3 separate regions of the Homo sapiens genome follow, and regions 2 and 3 are each linked to region 1. The links are chromatin loops, found by intact Hi-C in ENCODE. Cell type or tissue: dorsolateral prefrontal cortex. All regions are shown on one strand. Region 1 overlaps TMEM87A (transmembrane protein 87A). Region 2 holds the start of LOC105370794 (a long non-coding RNA gene). Region 3 overlaps ZNF106 (zinc finger protein 106).

Region 1 (8,000 bases):
TGTTTCTATTTTTTTAATTTTAAAAATCAAATTGGAAATTGGTGACTGTGGACCGAGCTCGAGATAAAATCTTTTGGCTTTTTTCTTTTAAGTGAGCATTTCATCTTGATTTTGCACTTCTTGTTTGTGTACCTAATCATTTAGTGTTAGAGTCACTGGCTGTGCTGGTCCTGCTCTGCCTTTTAGCCTCTAGCAATTCTTAAATGCTTTGAAACTTATGAAAAGATTTTGATCCTTAAAATTTGATTTCAGGAACTATGTAAGGTGCTTTGACTTTTCTGAAACTCTGTATGTTCAGCAGGTTTTAACCCTTATGGAGTGAGTGTTTTCTTGCCTCATTCAAAAGCTGGCTTGGAATTGTTTGAAGATTTCCACCCTTCAGAATAAATAATTGATTCATTTACAGGCAGAGTCAACCAGCAGATAACAAACAAGCTTCTATTTGAGCAATCTTTTTCTCCTGCTCTTTAAAATTAAATTTATATATTAGGGGCTTGGCCTGATGGCTAAAGGATTCAAGTTTTTGGACTTTATCTTATTGAATTTGTTTTGGTTTTTATATATTTGGTCCTATTAGCAGTTTTCATTATTACTGACCTGATAGATTGTGACTGTTGAAAAACTGTGAATGTAAACAAAATTGTTTTGTGAATTTGAGTGGGTTGCTGTATAAGAGTTTTCAGTTAAAGTGTCCTTGGACTAAATAGCCAAAGCTTTTCTAGATTAGTATCTTTCTAAGTGTTTTGTGAACCTCTGCAAGCGTTGAGAGAAGAGGGAGGTGGGAATGGATTGTACAGTAAGATAACCCAATGACTAGGTAACAGCTACGGCTCTGTAAGGGCAGAGCAAGTGCCAAATCCCTTATTTTTGTATCTGCTTCTCATTCTGAAAATTGAGCCGGGTGCAGTGGCTCATGCCTGTAACCCCAGCACTTTGGGAGGCTGAGATGGGCAGATTGCTTTAAGCTCAGGAGTTTGAGACCAGCCTGGGCAACATGGCGAAGCCCTATCTCTACAAAAAATACAAAAATTCATCAGGCATTGTGGCTTGCACCTGTAGTCCCAGCTGCTCGGGAGCCTGAGGCAGGAGAATTGCTTGAGCCCTGGAAGCGGAGGTTGCAGTGAGCCGAGATCGCACCGCTGCACTCCAGCCTGAGTGACAGAGTGAGACCCTGTCTCAAAAAGAAAAGAACATTGAACGTGAGAGCAGATACCATTTTTAGTAGTCACCAATTCCCCTCCTGTTTTTCTCTGGCAACTTCTACTTGAGAATAATGTTCTGAAAATGGAGAGTCATTGCTTTTGGAAGCAAACCATATGAGCTTCTCAACCAATTGTAAGGTCCTCTTAATTCAGGATAGTGCAGGCAACTGATGGCAGGTTCCTTAAGATGGCATGAGGGGACTGAGTGTAGATCTCTGGGAGATTATAGGCACGAGTATAATTATGACCCTCAACTAGATTTGCTGGACAGATGAGAACAGAGCTACCCACCTTAAAGGGAGAGAGAAGATGATGTTAACTCTTTGTCCCTTGCCTGTTACTCATGTTCACTTTATCTTCTGCCATTTCTCTATTTATTTTCTGTCTTTTTTTTTTGTTTCTCTAGAAAGCCTCTTCCTTTCTCTTTTTTATATTTTTTCTCTTGTGATTTTGTACATTCTTACTTTATTCTGGTTCTGTCTTCTCTTTAATGTCTCATTGAAAATGATGACTTCCGGCCAGGTATGGTGGCTCGTGCCTGTAATGCCAGCACTTTGGGAGGCCAAGGCAGGAGGATCAGTTGAGGTCAGGAGTTTAAGACCAGCCTGAGCAACATAGCGAGACCTTATCTCTACAAAAAAATTTAAAAATTAGCCAGGCATGGTGGCACATGCCTGTAGTCCCAGCTGCTTGGGAGGCTGAGGTGGGAGGATCGCTTGAGCTTCAGTGGTCAAGGCTGCAGTGAGCCGTGATTGTGCCACTGCACTCTAGCCTGGGCTAGACCTTGCCTCACAAAAAAAAAAGGAAAAGAAAATAAAATGATGACTTTCTTATTCATCTTGAGGTGTTTGTGAGATTAAGTGAGAATAAGAGAGCTATAAGGCCTCTGAGAGATCTATAAGTTTATTGGCATGACCCCAGATCCTTAAAGAAACCTGAAAACTAATTGGCTAGCTTACTGTTTTTTCCTGAATGTTGAATTCCTTGACCTGCAAACACATATTTATTAGCCTGACTCAAACAATGAAGCTATTAAAACTTCGGAGGAACATTGTAAAACTCTCTTTGTATCGGCATTTCACCAACACGCTTATTTTGGCAGTGGCAGGTAAGTCTGGGACTTTCTTCTTGGAGTTCAAATGTGATCTGTTTAGAATGGACATTCTTAACCTGAAAGGCCATGGGTGGACATAGAAAGTTTTGTATATTTCACTTGGAAAAGGGTTCTTAGCTCTTGTCAAATTCTCAGAAGGATCTGTGGTTTTTAAAAAGTTGAGAACCATTTATTTTATGTACAGTAGCTGGAAATCAACCTCATATTTCAGCTCTTCATTTATCCCTCTTCTATTTGCATTCTTTCTTGAGGCATTCTTTTTCTTGAGGTTAGTTAGCTTAAGTGCCAGAGAGTACTCCTTTTAGAAGACATTACCACATGTTTGTTTAGTTTTATTAAATAGTTGTAGAATTTTAGGGTGCATTGCTATTATAGTGGTTTTACATATGTCAGCAAGCATATGTAAAAAATTGACATTAGGTGGACTGTAACCAAACTAGGCTAATTTGCCTACCTCCTGACCCTTGTACCAGGAATAGTGAGGTCTGATTTATGATTGGAACTAGCTCTTCTGTTTGTGTTACAGTCGTTTTATCAGCCATTTTTTTTCATCTGACCAGCCAAAGAAAAATTAGCATTACTATACTAAGGATAAAAGGAGAAAAAAATTATATTGATAATGCTGGAAAGAGCTATATTTCCAATACCTTATTTTCCAACCACACTGGTTACTGATGTAGCCAGATGGCAAATAACATTATTACCAAATTATTCTTTAAATAGAGAAAGGATTGGCCAGAGTATGTATCATGAGCCTTGCTGATAGCAGGTATACAGTCCTTTTGTATTGAATACATTTGTTAAAATAACTGATAGAGTTGTGATGTATTTGGGGGTTCGGGGTGTGTGGGATTCCACTTAACCGGAAATGGGGGAATGTAATTGGGGATGTAAACCAGCATTCATACTCTGACCTGGTTTTTCATTTACTGTTAGCATCCATTGTGTTTATCATCTGGACAACCATGAAGTTCAGAATAGTGACATGTCAGTCGGTGAGTTATAAGCACATTTATGAATAATGTACTGTCTTATAAACAACTGATGGTGTTGATGACAGTGGTAAGGTTCTTCTAAGTTATATACCTTATAAAAAATTAGAGCTAGGTCTCTACTCTGAGGGTTGTGATACTTCCCTCCTCCTAAGTATTCTGTACTATCATGGTGCTTGGTATAGTAGTTTTTTGTTTGTTTTTTCTGACTGTATTCTCCCAGTTTTGGGAGAGAATTTTGTAAGTTATAACTACAGTGTGCTATAACCCAGTCTTATTTTAACTAAAAATCTTAAGAAGTCCAGAGTACTAAATATTAAGTACCATATGTGTAAATAATACTAATCTGAATAGAAGCCACATCCTTAAGATCTGAGCTCAACGACTGTGACAGTAGGATTTCTTCAGAAGCAGCTAAGGCTCTTATTTTGTTCAATAAATAATGAAAATGAAAATTATAAAGTATACCAACCTAATGTAACTTTCTCTTACACTGTATAAGGTAACTTTCTCTTAACCCTGTATAAAACCCTTTCTTAAAGCTTCTCAGAGGGATGATGAAGCTTTGACAAATACTCTGTTCCGTTGATGCATTTTCTTTAACAACAGTAAGCACTACAAGGGCAAAAACTACATTCATTCACTTTGTTTCCCCACACTTACCACAGTACTGAGCACGTAGCAGGCTCTTAGTAAACATAACTTGAATGAACAAATAAGTGATTTTTGTTCTATGCCAAAGGCTTTATGAACAAGGGGTTAAGATAATGTGTATAAATGTTGTACTTCTCCCCTGTATTGTAGGACTGGCGGGAGCTGTGGGTAGACGATGCCATCTGGCGCTTGCTGTTCTCCATGATCCTCTTTGTCATCATGGTTCTCTGGCGACCATCTGCAAACAACCAGAGGTTCTTGGACTCTTCTGTTTACTCTGCTAACATGAGATGACCATGTCATCAATTAGGGGTGGTGCATTGGGGGACAGTATCAGGGCTGTGTCATATAGTGGAAGGAACACTGGGCCTGGAATCAGAAGAACTGGGTTCCTATCTCAGCTCTCCTCTTAACTTCATGATTTTTGGCATGCAGCCTCTCCACCTCTCTGGCCTTAGTTTCCTTTCTATATACTGAGGGGGAATTAAACCCAGCAACATGAAGTTCCTTTCAGCTCTGACATTTTGTGATAAATACACAGGCATACTATGGAAATAAATTGCAAGTTTGGTTTCAGACCATCACGATAAAGCAGATATTGAGTTACATACATATTTTGTTTTTTCCAGTGCATATCAAAGTTATGTTTACACTATTCTGTAGTCTACTATGTGTGCAATAGCATTATGTCTAAAAAATATATGCACGTTAATTTAAAAACACTTTATTGCCAAAAAAAAAAAAAAAATACCGACACAGGGGCTGGGCGTGGTGGCTCACGCCTGTAATTCCAGCACTTTGGGAGGCCAAGGCAGTTGGATCACCTGAGGTCAGGAGTTCGAGACCAGCCTGACCACCGTGGCGGAACCCCGTCTCTACTAAAAATACAAAAATTAACTGAGTGTGGAGGTGGATGCCTGTAATCCCAGCTACTTGGGCAACTGAGGCAGGAGAATCGCTTGAACCTGGGAGGCAGAGGTTGCACTGAGCCGAGATCATGCCACTGCACAGCATAGGTGACAGAGCGAGACTCCCTCTCAAAAAAAAAATGCTGACACACAAAGTGAGCACATTACTGTTGGAAAATGGCACCAATAGACTTCCTTGACATAGGGTTGCTGCAAAATCTGGGAAGCACAGTAAAATGAAGCACCATAAAACCAAGTATAACTGTAAGTATTTGTATAGTAAACAAGGGAGATAGATATATAATCTATTGTGTCAACCAGGCACGGTGGCTCATGCCTGTAATCCCAGCACTTTGGGAGGCCAAGGTGGGCAGATCACATGAATCCAGGAGTTTGAGCCAACATGGTTTCGGCCAACATGGCAAAACCCCACCTCTACTAAAAATACAAAAATTAACCGAGCATGGCAGTGCACACCTCTAATCCCAGCTACTCGGGAGGCTGAGGCACAAGAATCGCTTGAACCCGGAGACAGAGGTTGCAGTGAGGCGAGATGGCGCCACTGCACTCCATCCTGGGTGACAGAGTGAGACTGTCTCAAAGAAAACAGAAGATATAATTGTATCACTTACACTGAGTCTCTCCTGTCTAGTGTCTAGAAGGAAAGAAAATTTCTGTAACCAGCAGCCCAGCTCACTTTGTAATGATAGAAAGGGTAAAATTAAAACTTACATAACCAACTTTGAAATTAAAAATGTATGTGTAAATCTGATTTGTCCAACTATAGGCAAATTTCAGTCATTTAGGAACTGCCTAGCTTTATTTTGTGATTATGCCTTCCCCCCCCCCCCATTTGCATTTAGACGGTTAAGAGCTTATATTAAACACCCATACCACCAAAGAAGGAAAAGGGTAGCATGATATAAATGACTAATTTTATAACCAGACCCAATGAAAGATTGAAATAGAAAATAGGTGAAATCCTTTTACTCCATGAAAATGGCCTTGCTGTCATTTCAAACTATGCACTTTATATGTGTTTATCAAAAAAAGTCAGAATAGAGAAAAGTAATGAAAGAAAATAAAGGAGATCTGAAATCACACTATTGAGAAAGAACTTTTACATTCTGGAGACCCTTCTTTTATATCCGTCTGTTGATCTACTGGTTACTCACTAGCTATATTTGTATTTAAATATTTTCCCTTCCTCAGTCATTAAAAAATTTTTGCGTTACCTTCCCTCTTCTTTTTTTCCCCCTTTTCTTTTAAAACATTGCCCCCTTTCTCTGTGACTTCAGTGTTAACTGCATATTATAATGTGTCTTTTCCCTGTTCATGTATGGAATCTTACATTACTCTTGTGACAGTACATTGTGGAGATTCCTTCCAGTGTAACAGGTTTAACTGAACTCATTCATTTTCATGGATAGCATAAATATGGGACATGTGTAGTACAGTTAAATTAACATATTCTCTTATTAATGGGCATTTGGGATATTTCCAGTTTGAGGTGTGTCAGGGTCCTCAAGACCATCCTGATGTTCAGTGATTTACTAGAAGGCCTCATGGGATGCAGCGTACAGTTATACTCACAGTTAAGGTGTATTACAACAAAATGGTGATAGCAGGTAGAGTCTGGGGAAATCTGTATTTTCTTTCCTGGTGTTCGGTCTCTCTTCTGAGGAAGTACATCAAGTCAGTTCTTTTCCCCAGCAACAAAAATGTAGTAACACATTGTTTCTGTCTGGGAAAGCCCATTAATGTTCAGCACTCAAGATTTTTATTGGGCAGTGTTACCTCCTCCCAGCCAAATATGTGACAGTATGCACAGACTATTGCCAATGTGGGAAACCCATTTGAGCTTTCAATGTCCAGAGTTTTTACTGGGGCTCAATCACATACTGTCTCTGTTGCTGACTTTTAGTTTCCAACCCCTCCTGGCAGTCATGCTAATACCATTTCCTCTGGAGGTCAGAGCTGATATGGCATGGCCCAAAGCCCCTATCATAAACCATACTGTTACACTGTCAGCCAAAGTCCCCAGGCAAATAAAGACAGGACATGTTATGGGTGTCGGGATCACCTCACATTAGTCAATGAAGGTTAGGTTCTCACTACACACTGGCACATGCTCAAGAAATATTTAATGAGTGGGCTTGGATTTGCTAGGTTGAAGGATATGTGTAGATTGTAATTTTTAAAGTATTTCCAGATTACGTTCCCAAAAAAAACCTGAAAGAAATTGCATATTTAACAACAATGGTATGAGAGAGGTTTTTTCTTCTTCCCTTGTTTTATGTCCCATCATTTTATTTAATTTCTGCAGATTTGGTGGATGAGAATTAATATTGTTACTTTTTGCATTTAAGGTTGGATCTTTAGCTTATTTTTTATTGGCTTATTGATCATTGTCTCTGTCCATTTTCAGCTGCTATAACAAACTACCACAGACTGTTTGTTTATAATGAACAGAAATTTGTTGGCTCGCAGTGTCAGCATCTGGTGAGGGCCTTCTTACTGGGTCGTCACATGACAGAAGGTGGAAGGGCAAAAGGGAGAGCCCACTCCAGAAAACCCTTTATGTAACAGCATTAATTCATTCATGAGGGTGGAGCCCTCATGACCTAAATGCCTTCCATTAGGCCCAACTCCCAACACTGTCACCCTGGGAATTAGGTTTCAACATGAGTTTTGGAGGGGACAGACATTCAGACTGTAACAATCACTTATGTATTGATTCGTAGGAATTTATTTATTTTGAGATGGGGTCTCGCTCTGAAGCCAAGGCTGGAGTGTAGTGGAGCAACCTTGGCCCACTACAACCTCCACCTCCTGGGCTCAAATGATCCTCCCACCTCAGCCTCCTGAGTAGCTGGGACCACCGGTGTGCACCACCACACTGGGCTAATCTTTGTATTTTTTGTAGAGATGGGGTTTTGCCATGTTGCCCAGGCTTGTTATAAACTCCTGAGCTCAAGCGATCTGCCTGCCTTGGCCTCCCAAAACGCTGGGATTACAGGCGTGAGCCACCATACCAGGCCCAATTTGTAGGAATTTCTGATATATTTTGTATGCCAATATTTTGTTTGTTCTAAGTATTGCATATATTTTCTGCCAGTTAATAATCTTA
Region 2 (8,000 bases), 160 kb before region 1:
GTGTTGAATGAATAAATGAATACATTAGAAGAGGAAAAATATTTCAAAATAAATGAAGTATCTTTACAAGTATTTCTGTCTGATAGTTCGTTATGAGAGGAACTGCCTGGACCATGGAATATGCAGAAACTCCAGCAGAGATTCCCTCCAAAATCCTGGTTCTTGCACCCTCTTCAGGAGCCTTGGCTGAGCAAGTTATTTCAACCCAGACCCTTGGGAGGTGCCAGGTGGGGGTGTGTGGGTAAGGCCCTGGCTGCTGAGGGGAGTCTGACACTAATAGGGCGGGGTCATGTGGGTTGGAGGGATGGTCAGTTCTGATAATCGGAGGTGTACACACCCGGGTCGGTCTTTCATCTGAGCCTCTGGGGTCGAGGTCTGAGTCCTGGAGCAGTGAGTTATCCATATTCCTTACCATCCGTGCAATCAACTCCCCCATGTTCAGACCAGAAGGAGAGGTTCCATAGGTCATGTTCGTGCCATCCTGAGGCCCGATGGAGAATGTAGGGAACAACACAGGGGAGGGAGAGAACAAACACAGAAGGGTGGAAAGGGAAGGAGAGAGGAGAAAGAGATGGGACAGACAAAGGGAGAGAGGAGAGATCAACAGAGCACGAATGGAGGAAAGACGGAGAAAAGTGATACAGAAAAAAAGTTCATCCATGGTGTTGTGTGCTAACTGACCTTCCAAGCTGTCCATTGGGCGTGTTGGGAGAAGAAGGGGCAGGAATTCAGCTTCAGCCCCATCCTCCCCAATGGAAACCACTAAGATTATCATATCAATATACTGAGCAGCCCTCAGGGAAGGCATGCCCCCTGAAGGAGGCCTGGCCATGGGCGGCCATCTCCCTACCCTTGGCTCCTGTCTCAGTTCACAGCATTTCTTTGCACTGAAAGGTGCTGCAGGCTTAGCTTCTCCCAGGTAACAACACAAAGCCCACGTCTCAAGCGGGGAGGTGTGGTGAAAGCCCAGTGACTGGGAGGCTTTCTTAGGGAAATGGTGGGCTCAGGTCCACAGCCAAGTACGTGGCCAGCTTAATGGGAGCGTGCTGAGACTGAGGAGCACCAGCAAGGGAGGCCTCCACTGACACAGGCCTCTGGACTGATTTCCACTGACATTCCAGGGCTTGAAATGTCCTTGACCAGTGTCTTTATTGAAAATCCGGAAGAACTGTTCTCCCTTGAGAAATTCCCAGTCCTCAAAGTTGAGAGCCAGTTCCTGCTTCCTCAAACAAAACATTCGCTCTGTCCCACACAAAAGCTCTATGCTGCCCTTCATTGGGTAAAAGGCTTCCTGACACTTGGAGCTCCCCACCCTGTGCCCCACACCCCAGACTTACATCAATGGAGCAGCCCATGAGGGAGCCTCTCTCGATGGCTTTCTTCATGATCTTGTACATGTCACTAGGAGCATCCCTGATCTCAAAAAACTCTGCCACCCCTCCTGTGAAGTCCTCCATGGCCTCTGTGGTGTTCCCACCTTTCAGAGCTTCGTAGGAACCATGGAGCCTTAGAGAGAGGATGAAGACCAATTTGGGGTCACAGAGTTCCAGGGAACAAAACCCAGGTACCACTGCCACCAGAACTTTACCTCTTGGATGCTGTGATGTTCTTTCATCAATTCCACATTAACCCTATGAGCTCATGGGATGGAAACAATGATTCCCTTTCTTCATAATGAAGAAACTGAGCTCAAGAGGCTAAGTGACCCACCCAAGACCACAGAGAGCCAGAAGCACTGGGATTGAAACCCAGCTATCCCCACTTCCTGAGAGCTCTTTCCACTACATCCTGAACGTTGAGGAAGGGCTGCATTAAAGCCATTAGCAGCTGCCGGTGTGGTGGCTCACACCGGCAATCCCAGCGCTTCGGGAGGCCAAGGCTGGTGGATTGCATGAGCCCAAGAGTTCGAGACCAGTCTGGGCAACATGGCAAAACCCCGTCTCTACAAAAAAATACAAAAATTAACTGGGCATGGTGATGCCCGCATGTAGTCCCAGCTACTTGGGAGGCTGAGGTGGGAGGAGCACCTTGAACCCAGGAGGTCAATGCTGCAGTGAGCCGTGACTGCACCACTGCACTCCAGCCTGCATTACAGAGTGAGACCTTGTTTCAAAAAAATTTAAAAAATCCATTATTAGCATCTGGGGTGGAGCTTTTAAGTTGAGAGACAACATGGCTTTATAAATCTGCTATAAGCACATGAGGTTGAGCCAAGCGAGACCCTGGGATCTGAGCTCCAGAGATACAATGCTCTGATCCAAGACTTGCAATGCCACCATGGAGGTGCAATGAAAGAACTCGCTATGGTAAGCTAAAGCTAAAGGTCTTCTATGCAAATCTTCATTTCTACTCTTAAATTTAATGTTTTTAGTTAGAGCTGTTGTTGCCTGGAACTGATCTCTAACTTTGGGTCACAGTTGGACTTGCATGCCCACACATATGCACGTATAGAGGCACATGCCTCTTCCTGTGAGTGAGGTCTCGGCTGGATTTTGCAACCCACTTTCTCACCTCTAGCCCCACCTCACATTCTAAAGTGTTGCTTACTTAGCATAAGCCTTCTCCAGCAGAGCACTCCAGAACTCATTGCGGTGGTTGGACTTGGTGAAAACCAGTTGATTGTTGTACGTTGGCAGGCAGTCATCTATAACCACGTCCACCCACTCTCCATAGCGCCAGAACTGCACAGAAGCGTCACGCACAGAGTCACATACTCAAATTACTGTTAGGAAATGTGTCCTTCCTCCACATTCCTCAGGGGGTTCTTGAATCCCAAAGCAGCATCATTTCCTGGACTCTGCATCTGGGTGCCTGTTCATCCTATTTTGTGTTTGGGGTGTGTAAATCTGTCTCTAACTGGACTGGGTGCTTTTTGAGAGCTGGAAGTGAGTTACATATACTTCATGTCTTCCACAGAGTCCAGCCCAGTAATGGGTAGAGTAGGTGCTCCATGAGTGTCTTAGGATGTAAGATTTTCATTCTCCTGCTCAGCAGGTCTGGGGCAGGGCCTGGGTGTCAGCACTCTCAGGTGCCCCCAGCTGATTCAATGTGGCCAGGATTGGGAACTATGCAGTGAAGGCACTGTGCTGATTTAGGTATTTCTTGATGCCAAACTGAAGAACAAGGATTGAAACGGAGGAACAAAGTGACCCAGAATCTATTCTAGCTGTAGCAGGAACATTGTTCAATCATTTCAAGTTTGGATGTCGCTCTTTTTTGAATGAATCAGTTTGAACTGAAAAGGGCCAAATGTGGTTTAGTCTCCTTTTCAATGGCACTTTCTCCCTCATTGAAATGAGAACAGAAATCTATCTGATATTTGTATGTAAGGCCCTTTAGATCTGAGACCCTTTAAATATGCCATGTTCCCAAGGCGGCAGGAGGGGGAGTCTGAGCCTGGAGACAGACCTTTTCTGAGGCCTTCCGTGCTGAGGTGCAAGACCCGGGGAGCAAGAACTGATAATGTGGGTCATCCTGGGACATGAGGGAGCCTTTGAAGCTGGAGACAGGCTGACTCCCCAGCATCCCGGAAGCTACGAGACCCTCACAGGTAGAATTCAGTTTGGTTCTGCTCTAGCACCAGCTCTATGCCAAGGTGACTGGGACCCAGAAAATTTCCAGTAGCTGGATGGATTCTAGAACCATCAGATTCAGTTCTAGGGCAAACAAGAAGCCTGATCCCCAGGTTAAGCAGACTCTTCTTCCAGGGCTTGGAAGAGAGGAGTGATAGCCTTGGTACCGCCATGCCTTAGAGAGGAAGAAGTATACAGGAGCCCTGGACAGGGGTTCCTGTACAACCTGAAGGGTCCTGTGGTGTCACAGTGCTAATATCTTAGGGACCTACTTGAGAAGGGCTGCAGGCAATAAAAGCAGCCAGACAGCTGCAAAGACAAAAATAGACCCACAGTAAACAGGATGTCTTCCTGTCTTTCTGGGACATAGTGGAAGGTGGTGGGGGAGGGATTAGGGAGCCAGAGATAAGCAACTGCTTCCTCCCAGGCTTGAAGCCTTAAGGGGGTCCATGCCGACTGTTGCCGCTGCGGGTAGATGGGTGGGAAGTTTCCTCCAGCTTCTGGGAAGTCAAGGCCAGGAGACCAGCGGTGGGTGGCCTGCCGCTGGCCCTCTTAACTACACTCTCATTACCTCACCTGGAAGTGGAAGATCCCTGCGTAGTTTTCGATGAAACTTTGATCATGGGGTATGACTCGGAAAAGAAGGTGCTGGTTCAGGGTCAGGCAGGCAATGGCTGCGAGAAACCAGCAGTCCCCTGCAGGCAGACACAGGGCACAGATCGTGAGCACTCCTGCTCCTCCTGGGAAGAAAAAGCCCCAATCCCAGCCAGCCACTCCACTTCCCTGAACGGGGACTCCCTTGGTGCCCACTCTCCTACTTCCAGATCTGACCTTACAGAGGTGTCAACCCAGGGAAGGAGAATTGGACAGGAATTCCTTGACAATATGATCAACAGGTAACTTACTCCCTTGTGACTAGACATTTTCCTCAAGGCTGCAGGCAGTTCCTCCAACTGCAGTATAAACTCACTTCCTTTTTAGGCCTCAATGGAGACAGAGCAGTAGGTGATCATAACTGGGTTGTTCTTCCTAACACCTGTAGGAAATCTGCCCTGCCCTGTGCCTTTGCAATGTGAGTCCAATTCCTCTTCTGACTTCAGCGAAGACTGAGCCTCAGAGAACCATCCACCAAGATGATTTGTATTGGAAGGAAGGCCAGGTAGGCAGCTGCCCTGGAACCCGTCTATAGGGGGCAGTAAGACATTGCTGGCAACGGAATGAGCTCGGGACGTTTTCTTATTCTCTGAACCTCTTTTCTGACAGAGTACTGTATGTAGTTGGAGGTAACACTTTGCTCTCTTTCTCTCTCTCTCTCTCTCTCTCTCTCTCTGTGTGTGTATATATATATATAATAGGGGGTGTACCTGGTCACAGAGCTGCCTTCTAAGGAGGATGGGTTAAGTGAAATGCAACTGAGAGTGTGCAGGGGAGACTGAGAGCTGCCTGCAGCCACTCTCCCCTACCCTCCTTGGAAGCAGCCAGTCTTTCCTTGGAAAGAGGTTATTGGTTTGAAGGTCCCAGATTATTATGCCCAGGGCTCTGCAGGAAGCCTTCCCTCAGGTGCAGGAACCCAGATATTCATCTGATTTATTCTCAGCCTCCCCTTCTGGAATGAAATAAGCCAAATTCCTTTGGTCTTAGGTGCCCCCTTTTCCTCAAATTTAAATTGTTTCTGTTGGTGTTCTCTCCAATTTTACTTCACAGAGCTTGCTTATAGTCCACACCAAAGACAATACTTTCTGAACAAGAGGTCGAGAGAGAGGAAGATCAGATGGAGCAGTCAAGCTAACCAATCAAAGAGAAAATTGGATGCTCATCCACATGGCGGATGCCATCTTTGTGGAAAGACTCTTTTAAGATGGAGCTATGCTGGGGCAATTTAAACAAGGGTTCCAGTTACAAGTGCTTTCCTTGGCGATGCCTTTTGTGTGTGTATCTAGAATCTCCATGCCCAAGGGGCATGCTTGGTGCACAGTCACAGAGCTGTCTTCCAAGAAAGACGATACAGTGAAAAGCAGGGCTTTTGTCATGCTGAGTGGGGTATGTAAGTGTCCTTGAGATACTGGAGAGGAGGCCACAGGATGCAGATACCCCCTGTGATGCATGGCAGAGTGCTAAAGAGGCATGTAGGAGGAAATGAAGCAATCGCCAGCATGTAGATAAACGACCATAAAGCAACTGTTATAAAAAATCTTCCAAAAAGTTACTGGAAGCAAGCACAGATTGTCCCTTTACCTCCTGGAAGGGGATCACACCTTGTAATCACCCCTTGATCATCTGGCAGGATCTGACCTGAGGCACTTTCCTACCTAGCTCTCCTTGACAGATGTCAGTTCTGTTGGCTCCATCAATGATAAATCGGGGATTCTCGCAAATTTCCTGTGAAACAAAAAGGAAATGACCAGGTAAGAATAACAGTAGATAGACAGATAGATAGATAGGTATTTTTTTGAGACGGAGTCTCACTCTGTCGCCAGGCTGCAGTGCACTGGTGCAATCTTGGCTCACTGAAACCTCTGCCTCCGGGGTTCAAGTGATTCTCCTGCCTCAGCCTCTCGAGTAGCTGGGACTATAGGCATGCGCCACCATGCCCAGCTAATTTTTGTATCTTTAGTAGAGATACGGTTTCACCATGTTGGCCAGGATGGTCTCCATCTCTTGACCTTGTGATCCACCCGCCTCGGCCTCCCAAAGTGCTGGGATTACAGATGTGAGCCACCGCGCCCGGCCGCAGTAGCTATTATTTATTGAGTTCCATTATGTAGTGTTCCTGATAGTATTCCATTTGGCCCTGTGAAGGGAATACTATCATTGTTATTTTTCAGATAAGGAAACTGAGGCCCAGAGAGGTTAAGAAACTCGTGCAAAGACACACAGCTAGTAAGTAGCAGAAGCCAGAAACATGCCTCCTTTTTACATTGTCCCATGCTGCTTCCCACACTGTCATACTATTCGAGTAAGGATGCAACTTGAGAGTTAGGGCAGTGTCGGCTGGGCGTGGTGGCTCACACCTGTAATCTCAGCACTTTGGGAGGCCAAGGCGGGTGGATCACTTGAGGTCAGGAGTTCAAGACCAGCCTGGCCAACATAGTGAAACCCTGTCTCTACTAAAAATACAAAAATTAGCCAGGCGTGGTGACAGGTAATCTCAGCTACTTGGGAGGCTGAGACAGGAGAATCAAAATAATAATAATAATAATAAATTAATAAAAATAAATAAAATATAGATTCAGTGTTTTGTATTGTTTTTGAGACAGAGTCTCACTGTGTCGCCAGGCTGGAGTGCAGTGGGCGACACAGGCTGGAGTACAGTGGCGCGATCTCGGCTCACTGCAAACTCTGCCTCCCAGGTTCAAGCAATTTTCCTGTCTCAGCCTCCCGAGTAGCTGGGACTACAGATGTGTGCCACCATGGGTGGTTTCCATATTCTTAGTAGAGAGAGATGAGGTTTCGCCATGTTGGCCAGGCTGGTCTCGAACTCCTGACCTCAAGTGATCTGCCAGCCTTGGCCTCCCAAAGTGCTGGGATTACAGGCGTGAGCCACCGCGCCAGGCTAGTGATCTGGTTTTAGCCCCATTCTTCTCAGCTTCATGGAGTCTTGGCATTCCTGTGACACAGTTCAAACAGGGTCTCTCTCTCCACCTTCCCCCAACCCCCATCACAACAACCCAATATACCCAAGTGAGCTGAAGCTCCTGCACTCAGGGGTGTATACTCCTAGTAGATGGAAAGTCTTGCTTATGCTACACCCCACAGCATGCGTCCCATCTGCAACTCTGAGTGGAATGGAAGGATAAACCAAAACAATCGTTTTCAAAAACGTTTACCTATATGGGGAGGGAAGGAATAAGGTGGTAGAAATAGGGATGGAAGTAGAACTCTGAATATAACTGTTTAAAAATAGTTTTGACTTAGGAATCATGTAAAGTTTTAAATAATTAAGAGCCAAAATTAAAGAAAAAATTATTTTAAAAAGCCATCTGTAAAAGCTGAAAGCAAACCGAAGCAAAGGGACCTAACTGCATAACCATTCACAGAAAAATAATTACTTCAAGTCACTTAAAATGTAACATTTTGGCTGTCTATCCCTTTTGGAATATATCCTAAGGACAAAAACCAAAACCATAAAGAAATATGAACCTTGAATGTTATGAAGATACTAAGAAATATGAACCATAAGAAATAATAATATTGTCCAGGTGTGGTGGCCTACACCTGTAATCCCAGCACTTTGAGAGGCCAAGGTGGGAGGATCATTTGAGGCCAGGAGTTCGAGACCAGTCTGGGCAACATAGTGAGACCCCGTCTCTACAAAGATTAAAAGGATTAGTTGGACATGGTGGCGCATGCCTATAGTCCCAGCTACTTGGGAGGCTGAGGTGAGAGAATCGCTTGAACCTGGGAGGCAGAGATTGCCGTGAGCCAAGA
Region 3 (8,000 bases), 250 kb before region 1:
TTCCCATCTAGAAGACTGGGCTAATTACAGTATTTCAGAAAGCTTAATGGAATTTATGTATTTACCCAATTTAAGAATATATAAACTAAAGTTACTTTGCCTGGAATCATGTCACCTCAGGGTTTAAATACTAAATCTTCCTTATCGATTGAATACTTTGCTGGCAGTTATATTTTGATTTTTTAAGAAAATGAAAATGAGTATTCTTAATACATGCAGATTAGAAATGAGCTTGTGAAAGGAAAAAATAACTAAAAAGAGGGAGACTTTGGTTAAAAGGTTGATATAGAGTATTTCTATTATATTGTATGGCTTTATTTTTTTTATCCATTTGCTAGGGGTTGATGTTGTTGGCTTTGTCAAATAAAAGCACAGTTTGTATTTTAGTGCTTGGTTTTCAACCAAGTAAATATATAAAAACTCCACAGTAACTGCTATAATTTCTACCAGAGAGTCACACTCTTTTACTGACTTTATTGCTTCTAAGTTTCTTGTTCCTGTTTTGCTTTGGTGGTTAATAATTGGAAGCACAATTTAAAACATTTCTGGACGTATCTTTACCAATTTCTCCAACCCTTAGAATAGTGCTTAGTGCTCAATAAATGTTTGTTGAATGAAGTAACAAAATAACGCATGTAAGTAGTAATTAAAGTTGAAGTAGATGTTACATTATAAAGCAGTTAGAAGTAGTATGCTACAGCACTTAACATTTCTGTTTGAGATTTAAGAGATTATTAGTAATATGGAAAGTATAAATAATACTGTACCTATCCACAAAGGTATATTTCTTTGTTTTGGTAGCTAATTGACATTCAGCTTTCTTAAATGTCCATATTTTTACCCGATAATCTTACTTTAGTGTTTTGAATTTTATTTTTTATTTTTATTTTTTGAGACAGAGTCTCGCTGTGTCGCCCAGGCTAGAGTGCAGGGGCGTCATCTCGGCTCACTGCAACCTCTGCCTCCTGGGTTCAAGCGATTCTCCTGCCTCAGCCTCCCGAGTAGCTGGGATTACAGGCACGTGCCACCATACCCAGCTAATTTTTGTATTTTTAATAGAGACATGTTGGCCAGGCTGGTCTTGAACTCCTGACCTCAAGTTATCCACCCACCTCGGCCTCCCAAAGTGCTGGGATTATAGGCATGAGCCACCATGCCTGGCCTGAACTTTATTATTGAATAAAATTATTTAGGCATTCAGTAATATTATGAAGTGGGTTGCATGGCAAGAAAACTGCCGAGTAATCACAGGAGTGGAGAACCTTAGGCCTCTTTCATTGGTCCTTCTGCCATATTATCTAGGAGTTACAGATTAAACTGTGGTAGTTTGTAACCTCATTATGTCACAGTTTTAAAATCTCCTAAGGAATGTACCCCAAATGAGGAAGCAGATCTATTAGAGCCTGATGTTTTCTGTAGAAGAAGGAACAATGCTGCTTGGGGAGTAGATTTAAAATTTCATATAGAGCATCTCTAGCAGGGACTTGAGGAAAGTGTGCTAGTGCCAGAGGATTATGAAAGAGTAAACCATTGTTGAGTCTTAATCTAAACCCCTGGTATTTTCTTTCTTTCTTTCTTTCTTTTTATAGAGAGCCTTACTCTTACCCAGGGTGGAAGTACAGTGGCACAATCATAGCTCATTATAACCTCAAACTCCTGGGCTCAAGGAATCCTCCTTGCTGTGCCTCCCAAGTAGCTGGGATTACAGGCATGAGCCATAGTACCCAGCTAATTCTTTCATTTTTTGTAGAGACACTATGTTGCCCAGACTGGTGTTGAACTCCTGTCCTCAAGTGATCCTATCACCTCAGCCTCCCAAGGTGCTGTGATTACAGCTGTGAGCCACTGTGCCTGGCCTCAAACCCTGCTATTTACTCAGCTCAGTTACTAAACTCACATTTAGTAACCCAAGATGGATAGTTCCATTTGGAATAATCAACAAATACTTTTGAATTCCTTATGATATGTCATACACTGTTCTAAGTGCTAGACCGAACTATACTAGTGAACAAAATATGCAAAGTCCTTTTTCTCACGGAATTTAAATTTTAATTGGCAGAGACAGAGAATAACAAATACATACTATGTCAGGTAGTAAAAGATAATGTTCCAGATGTCACTTGTTCATAAACTATTCCAAAATTTCCTGGCTTAAAACAACTCTTGTATTGTGTCTCACAATTCTCTGGGTTGAAGAGGGCTTATCTGGATGGTGTATGTATTGGTCTCACTTGGGGGTCTCTCATTGGTGGCTGGACCTGGAGCCCCCAAGATGGCTCACGCTTCTGGCTGTCAGTTGGTCCTGCTTGTTGTTTGGGTACTCAGTGGGGGCCTCAGTTCTTTTTTTACCTGGCCTTTCCCTGTGGCTTTGGCTTCTCACAGCACGGTGGCTGGCTTTCAAGAGGGAGTGTAACAAGTGGGCAGAGGCAGAAGGTACAGATTTCTGAAAGCCCAGCCTCTTAAGTTATACAGCATCACTTCTGCCACATTTTATTGATCAAAATAGTTCACAGGGAGGGGAAACAGACTCCATCCACCTTTTCATGGATGGTGGCAAGATCACATTGCAAAAGAGCACATGGGGTAGCAGATATTGTTGAGGCCTTCTATGGAAACATGATCTACCACAGTGCTATAAAAAATTAAGCAGGTTAATAGGGGAATAGAGAAACTGGAACTATGTGGAGAGGTGGGGTGTCAGAAAGTGCAATATTATGTAGAGGGTTAGGCAGGGCCTCTCCCATAAGGCAATATTTTAGATACCTGATGGAAATGAATGAGCCACGGGAACCATAAGGACTTTTTAAGGAAGAATATTCCAGGCAGAGAACAGAAAATGTAGAGGTGCAAAGGTGGGAGGATCTGTGATGTGAACAAAGAATAGCAACGAGGGGAATGCAAGTGCACCAGAATGATAGAGGAAGAACGGGAGGGCATGCGAATGATTCGGAGAGGAAGAGAGAAACAGATATTGTAGCCATGGCAAAGACTAGGTTTTCTGTGAGTGAGATGGACGCCATTGGGAAATTCTGAGCAGAGGAATTACATACAGGTTGAGTTCCTTTATCCGAAATGCTTGGGACCAAAAGTGTTGTGGAGTTCAGATTTTTTCGGATCTTGGAATATTTGCGTACTTACTGGCTGAACATCCCAAATCGGAACATTCCAAATCTAAACTGCTCCAGCGGGCATTTCCTTTGAGCATCATGTTGACACCCAAAAAGTTTCCGGTTTTGGATCATTTCAGATTTCAGATTTCAGATTTTTAGATTTGGAATTTTCAACCTGTATATGTTCTAACTTAAACTTGTTTTTTTTTTTTTTTTCAAAGTTGGAGTCTTGCTCTGTCGCCCAGGCTGGAGTGCCGTGGTGCAATCTCAGCTCACTGCAACCTCCGCTCTTGGGTTCAAGCAATTCTGCCTTAGCCTCCTGAGTAGCTGGTATTACAGGCACCTGCCACCACACCCAGCTAATTTATGTATTTTGAGTAGAGACGGGGTTTCACCATGTTGGCCAGGCTGGTCTCTAACTCCTGACCTCGTGATCTGCCCGCGTCGGCCTCCCAAAATGCTGGGATTACAGGCGTGAGCCCCTGCACCTGTCCATTCTGAATTAAACTTTAAAAGAATCTTATTCTAAGAATCTTTGGCTACTCTCAAAACACTGTTTTGAGAATCAGCTGTGAGAGGACAAGAGCAGAAGGAAGGAGTCGTTTCAGTAGTAGGGTAATGCCGTGTGGGATGAGAGATGTGCTGGGTGGTGAGAAGTGTTGGAATTTGGCTATATAGCAAGGTAGGTCTGACAATTTCCTAATGAGGGTGGATATGGGGTGAAAAAGAAGGATCAAGGATGGCTCCCAAAATGTTTACCCTATGCACCTGGAAACGGAAAGATCTGGGGGAGGAGCAAGGTGGAGGTGAGGAAGATAAGACTTGTAATTTTGGTTATGTGAAGATGAATGTAAGAAGGTACTGAGGAGAAAAGGTTACTAAATGTTACTTCCTCATTGCAGCTGTGACGTTGAGTGCTTCAGATCTGGTCACTATGGTACGAGAACGAAAATGCATATTATGCCACATCGTGTACAGCTCAAAAAAGGTAATAATGGAAGAGGGAGAATCTGAGGCTTTATGACTATTTTTTAAAGAGACATGTTATTAATAGATGTTATTAATATTAATAGACATATGTTATTAATAGGAAAAGCTTTGACAATGTCTTATTTATGCTTCTTTTCTTTCCTAAACCATAGTCTCATTCCACTGGTTTCTTTCTCGTTACTGCCTCCTAAAGCCAGTACCTGTATTATTAAACTTCTGTCCATCCAGAATTTGAGCGTATTCAAAACTAGATGACACAGAAATTTAGTAACCAGTTATAGGGAAGATACCTTAAAATTCCAAGGTTATTTGAAGTCATACTGCTTTCTGTAATTTTAAAATCATGTACTTTTTGATTAGCTAAGGATATAGCATCTATTATATGTACCTACAATCTGTTTATGCCTATGCTTGTGAAAAATGCAGCACAGCAGAAATGGTATTAACAATATCCTAGATGTCCACAAGGTGGGGATGTTGCTCAAAGTAAAACTTTTTTTTTGAAATGGAGACTTAACTGTGTTGCCTATGCTGGAGTGCAGTGGCGCAATCTCAGCTCACTGCAACCTCTGCCTCCCCAGTTCAAGTGAGTCTCCTGCCTCAGCCTCCCAAGTAACTGGGATTACAGGCATGTGCTGCTGGGTATGGCTGATTTTTGTATTTTTAGTAGAGACAGGGTTTCACCATGTTGCACAGGCTGGTCTTGAACTCCTGACCACAGGTTTTTCACCTGCCTCGGGCCTGTCAAAGTGCTAGGATTACAGGCATGAGCCACTGTGCCCGGCCAAAACATCTTTTTAGGACCTAAAATTGGCTGCAATTTGTGTCACTTTTTGCCTTTACCTGCCTTTATCATTTGCTTTCAGAGTAGTGCTGCTAGTTTAAATACTGAGGAATTTATTCTCTTTGCTTTTAAGATGCTCTTGATTGTTACTGGAAATGCAGAGAACTGGGAGGATCATGGGCTAGGTTAGCCAGGGAAGTGTGAGTGGAAGTGGTAAACTTTGAAAAGTGTCTAGAGTAACGATGGTTTAAGAGAAACGAGGAAGAGATATTTTGGGTAGGAGAACAACATGTACAGAGACAAATGGAATGGAGTATGACAGTTCTAGGAGTTGGCAAGAAGGCTCATCTGATTAAAACAGTTTTGCCTTGGGAATAGCAGGACTGTAATTTGTAATTAAGTGAAGATAGTTGATAAACAGTGTTGGATGCCAGACTGAAGGGTCGATTATGATCCACCAAGTAGACTTGGGTGGATACTATTTTTTTTTCTATCTAGATTTCTGTTAGTGATGGAAAAATTAGTGAGATTTAAAAATCATGTTTAATAATATACCTGCTACTGTTTACAAAAATAGAAGAATGCTCTTCTAGTTTTAAAAATTTGATGAAGGTTTATACAAATTGTCAATAAGTCAGAATTCCTTATGACTACTTTCACGTTGGACAGAGGTAGGGAGAAGATGTGAGATGGAAAGGCTGCTGTTCAGAGATGTGATATCAGAGTTTCATAGAATAGCAGCCCTATCTTGTGATACCATGATTTTGTGATTTTGCCATTTTAAATCTTTCTGGCTCTGCTACTCTGGTTTCAAACATACTTTTATCTCTTCATACTTTTCCATGATCATAATGAAGTTAAATGAAGGGCTGGAATTATCTACTCCTGCCCTAGGAAAAGCTGATTGTAGTTTTTATTTATTTTCCTTTTTTTTAAAAAAAGGAAAAGCTGGTTGTAGTTTTTATTTTTATTTTTTGCCTTTTTATTTTTTTTTAAAGCAAGGGAATGGCCTGCTTTAAGTGAGTGGTATGACTTAAGAAAGTAACAAAATGGGTTAGTTGGAAGGGATAACTGATACTTATTTTCAGATAGGACTATGAACAATTGGTGTTGAAGCCATGCTTGTCTCCAATTTCCCAAACTAGTGTAACTCTGGTTTCTCCAAATAAACTATGGAGGAGAAAAGGTTCTAAGTGACTTGAGTATGGGGAAAAGCTGTGTAAGGTATCCCTGAGTATCCTGAGGCCCATTAACATAAAATACTGAGAAGCCCTGGAGTTAAATATATGTGTATAATAGAGATGGAGTCTTACTGTGTTGCCCAGCCGGTCTTGAACTCCTGGCCTCAAGTGTGAGCCACTACACCTGGTCATATTTTTTGTATTATTCAATGTTTTCCACATGTGTTTAACCATGAGTCCCCCCTCCCCTCCAACCAACCCAGCCTTTAAAAATATAATACTGATTAATATACAAGGCCTAAATAGAAGCCTAATACATGAGAAGGAATGCATTTGGGGCTATTACCTTAATCCTGTGCCTGTGGATCTTTTTTCTTTTCTTTCTTTCTTTTTTTTCTTTTTTTTTTTTTGTTGTTGTTTTGTTTCATTTTGAGACAGGGTCTTACCCTGCTGTCTAGGCTGGAGTGCAGTGGAGCCATCTCAGCTCACTGCAACCTCTGTGTCCCAGGCTCAGGTGATGCTCCCGTCTCAGCCTCCTGAGTAGCTGGGACTACAGGCATGTGCTATTTTTTAATTAAAAATTTTTTTTTGTAGGGATGATGTCTTATTAGGTTGCCCACACTGATCTTGAACTCCTAGGCTCAAGTGATCCTTCCACCTTGACCTCCCAAAGTACTGGGCGTAATTACAGGTGTGAGCCACCATGTCTGGCTGAATTTTTTCTAATGATTTTTGAAAGCTCAGTTGTCTCAATGTTTGTATTCATTCCTTGGAGCAGGATGGGAGAAGGTTTTGCATGTAAATTTAGGACAAGATTAGTGAAGTGTTTTAAAAAAAACAAAAGTCACATTAAAACTATTAGTGGGTGATAACATTTTTATAGTAAGAAGAATCAGTTTTTTTGTCAGACAAACCCATTTCAGTGAATGCTGTTTTGGTCAGGAATGGTTTTGTTGTAAGGAACAGAACTCACTTAAATTTAGCTCAAGTAAAGGGGATTAGGCATATTGGTAAGCATCTAAATCAAGGAGGAATTGAATAACAGGAAGCATTGAATAACAGGACTTGAGAAGTTTTTTTTTTTAGACGGCGTTTTGCTCTTGTCGCCCAGGCTGGAGTGCAATGGTGTGACCTCGGCTCACTGCAACCTCCACCTCCTGGGTTCAAGTGATCCTCCTGCTTCAGCCTCCTGAGTAGCTGGGATTACAGGCATGCGCCACCACGCCCAGCTAATTTGTATTTTTAGTAGAGACGGGGTTTCACCATGTTGGTCAGGCTGGTCTCGAACTCCTAACCTCAGGTGATCCACCCGCCTCCGTCTCCCAAAGTGCTGGGATTATAGGCGTGAGCCACCGTGCCCCACCGAAGATGTGTATATTAATCGATTTTTCATTCTATTCTGTCACTAACTTGTCTTAGTTTTCAGGTCCACAAGTGTTAATTTTAGTTAGCGGCCAGTCAGTTGTGGCTAGAAGAGGTCATGTGTAAAGCTACTCTCTCCTTATTTTTTTATTTTTTATTTTTTTTGAGACGGAGTCTTGCTCTGTCTCCAGGCTGGAGTGCAATGGCGCGATCTTGGCTCACTGCAACCTCCGCCTCCTGGGTTCAAGCGATTCTCCTGCCTCAGCCTTCTGAGTAGCTGGGATTACAGGCACGCGCTGCCATGCCTGGCTAATTTTTGTACTTTTAGTAGAGACGGGGTATCACCATGTTGGTCAGGCTGGTCTCGAACTCCTGACCTTTTGATCCGCCCACCTCAGCCTCCCAAAGTGCTGGGATTATAGGCGTGAGCCACCGCACCTGGCCTACTCTCTCCTTATGAAGCATCTGTAGAGCTAGGAAGGAAACGATGGTAATCTTCAGTAAAATTGCCATTTAAAAGAAGTGTTTTGGCTGGGCACAGTGGCTCATGCCTGTAATCCCAGAACTTTGGGA

Evidence for each region. A loop is a pair of places that touch in the nucleus more often than their neighbours do. Peaks named below come from ENCODE experiments on the same cell type or tissue, not always from the same donor. Only the 100,000 strongest peaks of a DNase experiment are listed, where the experiment ranks them.
Region 2: a loop joins it to region 1, with 3 times the contacts of the local background. A loop is called at or near these places in 4 of 110 quality-filtered maps.
Region 3: it touches region 1 in a loop (5-fold over the local background); 7 of 110 quality-filtered maps call a loop at or near these places.

What each region holds. Positions count from the first base shown.
Region 1 is chr15:42,223,022-42,231,021 of GRCh38, reverse strand. TMEM87A (transmembrane protein 87A) reads left to right here. Exons shown (of 20, transcript NM_015497.5): 13 at 2,202-2,310; 14 at 3,253-3,311; 15 at 4,113-4,216. All of the region lies in intron 2 of VPS39-DT (VPS39 divergent transcript), which reads right to left. Among named protein-coding and RNA genes, the nearest start is that of VPS39-DT, 19 kb to the right of the region's middle. In dorsolateral prefrontal cortex, CTCF peaks have their summits at 3,950 and 4,149; a DNase peak (open chromatin) is centred at 4,151; H3K27ac peaks cover 2,518 bases.
Region 2 is chr15:42,382,434-42,390,433 of GRCh38, reverse strand. It overlaps CAPN3 (calpain 3), which reads right to left. Exons shown (of 24, transcript NM_000070.3): 2 at 5,882-5,951; 3 at 4,149-4,267; 4 at 2,548-2,681; 5 at 1,338-1,506; 6 at 338-481. LOC105370794 (a long non-coding RNA gene) reads left to right here and starts at 4,403. Exons shown (of 3, transcript XR_932178.3): 1 at 4,403-4,468; 2 at 4,615-4,731; 3 at 5,277-5,887. RefSeq lists enhancers at 3,699-4,898, 5,393-5,948 and a silencer at 5,524-5,706. In dorsolateral prefrontal cortex, CTCF peaks have their summits at 4,561 and 4,764; no DNase peak of the experiment used is centred here; H3K27ac peaks cover 2,345 bases.
Region 3 is chr15:42,468,334-42,476,333 of GRCh38, reverse strand. ZNF106 (zinc finger protein 106) reads left to right here. Exons shown (of 22, transcript NM_001366845.3): 2 at 4,013-4,098. The coding sequence starts at 4,045. Among named protein-coding and RNA genes, the nearest start is that of ZNF106, 19 kb to the left of the region's middle. In dorsolateral prefrontal cortex, a CTCF peak has its summit at 4,550 (motif pointing right); a DNase peak (open chromatin) is centred at 4,656; H3K27ac peaks cover 2,242 bases.